Linked DNA regions of Homo sapiens: region 2 is linked to region 1. A link is a contact called in ENCODE Hi-C or POLR2A ChIA-PET data. All regions are on one chromosome and are shown on one strand. The core of a region is the stretch at or near the end of the contact, and the rest is flanking DNA. Distances in the headings are between cores, read along the strand shown.

Region 1 (2,718 bases), core at 130-2,629:
GCCGGGCGTGGTGGCACACACCTGTAGTCCCAGATACTTGGGAGGCTGAGGTAGGGGGATGGCTTGAGCCCAGGAGGCAGAGGTTGCAGTGAGCCGAGATAACGCCACTGCACTACAGCCTGGGCAGCAGAGTGAGACCCTATCTCAAAACAAAAATAAAAAAAAGGAGAGAAAAGAGAAAGTGAAGGGTAGCCAGGCACAGTGGCTCACGCCTGTAATCTCAGCACTTAGGGCGGCCAAGACAGGAGGATCACTTGAAACCACGAGTTGGAGACCAGCCTGAGCAACATAGCAAGACTCTGGCTCTACAAAAAATAAAAAAATTAGCCAGGGTTCGTGGTGTGAGCCTGCAGTCCCAGTTGCTCGGGAGACTGAGGCAGGAGGATCGCTTGAGCCCAGGAGTTCGAGGCTGAAGTGAGCTATGATCGCATCACTGCACTCCAGCCCGGGCGACAGAGCAAGTTCCCGTCTCTTTAAAAAAAAAAAAAGAAAAGAAGGAAGGAATGTAGGTAGGTTAGGTGACTTGCTCGAGATCATACAGCTAAGTCACTGCTCTGATTCTAAGCCATACACTTAAAACAGAAGTCTTGAGTTACCTATAATTCAACTTCACAGAGCCCTTTAGTAGAGTTGGCTTATTATCCAGTCCCATGTTCTCTCTTTTAAGAGTTAGTAAGTCTGACAGCCATTATGAGGGTCTACAAGCAAAAGCACTAGCCCAATCATACCCAAAAACTCATGTTGGCGGAGAGCCCATGCCTCAGATGAAAGGCGTGAATAACTAGAGTGGAGCGGACAAAGCTAACAAGTCTTATAATGTACACATTAAGAAGCAGAATAAACTTCAGAGTAAATACGCAGAATAAACTTCAGAATTCAGAGTAAACACTCTCTCCCGGAGCAGCAAGGATAACAACATCACGATATCAACAATTCCAGCACCTTACACTCCTGTAACCTAGCGCAATTTCCGGAGAGCCTTCAGGTTCATCTCAACGGATCCTCGCAAAAACCTGTGGCCTGGGCTGAGCAGAGCGGGAAATCAGTCTCACTTTACACAGGAAGCCGAAAGGAACGCCGAAGAAGGCCGAGTGGGCAGAAAAGCACGAGATTAAGAGATAGGGGCAGCCACCTGGGGAGACTGGGCGCCTCCACTGACTGGAGGAAGAACGCAGGGCCCGCTGCGGGGACAAGGCCCAGAGAGGCCGTGGTGCTGGGTCCGTCGCCCGCTGAGGCTCAGGGGCCTTGGAGGTCGGCCCAGGCGCCTATCTACTCACGTTGGACCAGCTGGTCTCCTGAGAAGACGGAGGAGCAGCTGGTGACTAACGCACAGGGTACGCCAGCAGCCATAGCTGCGCTCGCGAGCCGGTTCCGTCAGGCAGCCGCTTCCGCCTTGGGCTGCACCACGGCCGCCGGCGCGAGGGGGAGACAGGCCGGAGAGGGCGTTCTCGGAATGACCAGGCTGGCCTGACCCCGCCCCTAGACCCCCTTCCGCTCCCAGCGTGGAACAGGCCAGGTCGCGCGCGGTGTTGCCATGGGGACGAGCGGCTCCGGCTGAAGGTTTCCGTGCTTGGAAACCGCGCCTCCGCGGAGGTAGCCGTTCCCTGACCTAGCCATGGCACAGAACACTGAAAACCACGACCCTGTCGGATCCATCTTAATCCAGGTGGGAAACGGGCTTCCCCCGGCCCTGCCCTGCCCAGCCGCGCCACTTCCGAGCGAGGTCCCGCGCGCCGATTCACCGACGCTCACCCATTTGGTGCGCCGCCCCTAGACTCCCTCCAACTCGCGAGAGGCTCCCAAAAATGCCCACCCAGACCTTCCCCCACGGCCCAGCACACTCCCGGTGACTTACCCTGTAGGTTACGCCCCAGAAGCAGGACTTTCTGCCTCTGGGAAAACTCTAAAACCGTTCACCCGGAACCTTTACTTCAGAAAAATTAACCTCACGCTGAGGCATCATTTTTAAATGTTATATTCTGAAAAATTTGAACCCATGACGTCGGGAGTGGAGGAGAGACAAATCGGACACTCTAGGAGGTGATAAGAAATTTGGAGACAAATTGAAATATGTGAATTGCTTTTCTTAAACACCCCAGTTTTTTAGATCTAAATGTTCCTCATTGGAGAACACACAGAAAAATCAAGATAACTTGGAATGAAAAAATGTGACATTTAAAAACTTAGTGAAAGACCTTTTTAATTTGAGAGGGGAAATGTCAAGAAAGTCTTGTCCAATACAGCTCAATTTGTAATAGTTGCACTCAGATGTTTCTGAAATGATCATGGCATTTTGTTTTCACATTTATGTGAGGTAACTTTAAGATATTTCCACATATATCATCGGTTTTAACTATCACATATATAATAGCTGCATTTGACTAAGTCTTGAAGTCATTTGTCTAAGGTCACTCTGTCAGGACTGTCACTCAGTTGGTCTGAAGTGGGTCTTACTCGTCAAAGGGATCTAATTTTTCTGGCAGAATTTTGATCTCTTACCTCCCATCTAGGAGAGACTTCCCTAAATGTACCTTTTCCCAAATACAAGCCCCTGAACTCACCAATTTCATAGACTTCCCCATTAAGAATCATACCTAATCTTACCTGATCTTTTCTCACCCTCACTTTCACCATCACGCAGCAATGAGTTTAGCCAAACTGCGAAGTCTGAGGGAACGGTCCACAAAAAACTGCCCTAACTTCAACACTCACTACCTG
Region 2 (2,700 bases), core at 78-2,577, 130 kb before region 1:
CAGGCTCAAGCAATCCTCCTGCCTCAGCCCCTCAGGTAGCTGGGATTATAGGCACACGCTACCACGCCTGGCTATTTTTTGTATATTTTGTGGAGGTGGGGTTTCACCGTGTTGCCCAGGCTGGTCTCAAACTCCTGAGCTCAAGCGATCTGCCCACCTTGGCCTCCCAAAGTGCTGGGATTAAAGGCGTGAGCCACTGTCCCTGGCCAAGACTCTGGGTTTAGTAAGCCTCTTGCAACTCACTAGGAGTGGATTTCTAGGACCTCCCCACTTTCTTGCTTGTTGTTTCTTTTGCTAGCCGTAAGTCCCTGGAGTACACTGGGTACTTTATGGGAAAAAGAGGAACAGTGTGGGACAGACTTTGCCCTGGGCTGCTTAACGTGATGTGGGGAACAGAGGTGATAAGAGCCTGTGGCAGCTCAGGCAGCCCTGCCATGACCTGGAGTTGGGGAGGGGTATCAAGGATAACAAGTCTTATACACATGCCATGCTGTTTCTTTGGATCAATAGATGGATAATTTTTAAAACCCCCTGTATGTATCAAACTCACTTTGGAGATGTAAGGCATGGCCTCTGTCCTGGTGACAGTATCTGAGTGGGAGGCCTGGTAAAATGTCTGTGTTTAGGATGATGAACGCCATAATCTAAGACTGCTAAGTGCTGTGGGGTGGTCTAGAAGGGCAGATGGGCTAGCTGCGAGGAGGGCAGAGGCACTGTGCAATGGTGTTGCCTGGGAACACTCCGTGGAGAGTGTGGGAATCTCACCCTGGCCCTACCAGGTAAGAAATTGGGCCTGGGAAATTGGGAAGGGAATTTTTCAAGCTTCATGGCTGCTCCAGGACTTGAACTAAGACTTTCCTTTAGAGCAAGCTTGTCCACCCTCTGGCCCGTGGGCCGCATGTAGCCCAGGAGAGCTTTGAATGCAGCCCAACACAAATTCATAAACTTTCTGAAAACATTGTAAGATTTTTTTTTTGCGATTATTTTTTAGCTCATCAGCTATCGTTAGTTAGCGTATTTTATGTGTGGCCCAAGATGACGACTCTTCCATCGTGGCCCAGGGAAGCCAAAACACCGGACACCCCTGCTTAGAGAAAGTGCGTTTTCTGTTATAAAAGGACCTTGAATCCCCATCTCATATGTTGGGACTTTGTCTTGCATGTTTTCAGGCAGGGCATGATTGTATCTGTAACATAATAATATGTAAGAATGTGTACTTCTTAGCCTTTGCAGAGAGGCGGGAGGCCTGTTTCCTGCAGCCCCCGCCCTGTCCTGGCTGAGGGGTGGGAGGCAGCTTGCTGGCCAGCCCCGCTGAGTCACCCTCCGGCGTGGAGCCCAGTGGGGATTTCCACGCGGCCCCAGTGTTCTCTTCTCCTCGTTTCCTGTTGGGCTGTGACGCAGGCTGGCTGCCAGCGGGTGCCGGTGGGCACTCCTGACACAGGCCACTGCCAGCCGGCCTTGTGGGTCCTGAGGGCATCGTGGGTGGCTCTCCCCCCACGAGTGACTGTGCCTGGCAGGGTGTGCCCCACATGTCAGTTGCACTCCGTTCTGGGTGGGCAGCTCCCAGAGGCCCCGGGGAGGGCTGCAGATGGGCGGGGGGTGGCTGCCTGGGAGGACGGGAGGTTTTGTTGAAGAGAGAGCTTGCTCTTGGGGCAGTTTGTACTGGGCGTTTAGGGTTATAAAAACCTAGATTTGCTGAAAACGGCTCTCTTTTATCTTCTGACAAGAACATTTGTGAAGAAAACAAAACAGACCTTCAGCCATTTAGTCTATACACCGAGAGAATGGTTTCTACAGTATGCCTGATTTCTCTGGGTCTTTCTAACACATCCATGTATGTGCTTGTCAGCTTCTAGTGCCTCCATTTCTTGATATGAGGAAATTTTGCTTAAAAAAAAATCTCTACTGATAGGACCTCTGCATATTCATGCATGTTTTTCCTCCAGAACTTTGTGTCCCACCACTGTGCTAGGCAGTTTACAAATGCCATCTGATTTCATTCCTGCCACTACAGTCTAAGGCTATATTGTCCGATACCTATCCACCACCCTCATGTGGCTATTTAAATGTTGGGTCATTAAAATTAAATACAATTACAAATGCTGTCCCTCAGTCACACCAGCCGCATTTCAAGTGCACGGGTAGGCTAGTGGCCATCAGATCAGCTCATATAGAGCAGCACGTTTTCATCACCACCAAAAATTCTATTGGGTAGCACTGGTCTAAGGTCCGGACATATGTCCCCATTTTGTAGATGAGGAAGCTGAGTCCTACAGAGGTTAAGTTGACCACTTAGAAGAATGAACAGATGAAACCTTTTCATTTTACACATGAGGAAACTGAAGGTTATACTCCCCTTTCCTTCTTAGAAAAGAGAAATTGATCTGTAGGCTTCAGGGACTCTTCAGTTAGCCTGGGGGTACTGTGCGGGTCAGCTCTTTTGCTGTTCCCCCCAGACCCTGTCAGCTGTGGGTGGTGGCTGGTTTCTCTTGGTTTCCTCACCAGAGTTTGGGAATGAGCAAGTCAGGACTGCTTTCCGTACGGTAATCCTTTGGCCCATTTCCTATCGGGGGATTTATGGAGCTGGTGATCTCTTGGGTTTTTTGGCCATTTGTTAGAGCCAAAAGAGGTCACAGGAAATGATATACTAGTTTCATTGCCCAAAATACTGAGGTCCAGAGAGGTGAGGGGATGCTGAGG

What was found. A loop is a pair of places that touch in the nucleus more often than their neighbours do. ChIA-PET counts read pairs that join two places held with the same protein, here RNA polymerase II (POLR2A). Pooled maps may share reads with other maps.
Region 2: a loop to region 1 is called in a map of heart left ventricle, with 2.1 times the contacts of the local background. The contact joins the enhancer-like site here to the promoter of AAGAB in region 1. A Hi-C loop is called at or near these places in 6 of 168 maps with a recorded cell type or tissue (CD8-positive, alpha-beta T cell, PC-3, heart left ventricle and 3 more), 2 of 37 single-sample maps with no recorded cell type and 16 of 50 pooled maps. POLR2A ChIA-PET finds 5 or more read pairs at or near these places in 4 of 52 experiments (HEK293, MCF 10A, activated CD8-positive, alpha-beta T cell and 1 more).

The regions. Positions count from the first base shown.
Region 1 is chr15:67,253,282-67,255,999 of GRCh38, forward strand. It overlaps AAGAB (alpha and gamma adaptin binding protein), which reads right to left and starts at 1,380. Exons shown (of 10, transcript NM_024666.5): 1 at 1,278-1,380. The coding sequence starts at 1,350. It overlaps IQCH (IQ motif containing H), which reads left to right and starts at 1,505. Exons shown (of 21, transcript NM_001031715.3): 1 at 1,505-1,666. The coding sequence starts at 1,616. RefSeq lists an enhancer at 1,121-1,440.
Region 2 is chr15:67,119,889-67,122,588 of GRCh38, forward strand. All of the region lies in intron 1 of SMAD3 (SMAD family member 3), which reads left to right. Among named protein-coding and RNA genes, the nearest start is that of SMAD3-AS1, 26 kb to the right of the region's middle. RefSeq lists enhancers at 211-1,068, 1,047-1,486. Within about 2 kb of position 1,328, at least 36 of the 41 ENCODE cell types and tissues checked have a DNase peak (open chromatin) inside an H3K27ac peak, as active enhancers do; they include CD8-positive, alpha-beta T cell, heart left ventricle, prostate gland and 1 more, where a contact is called at or near this core.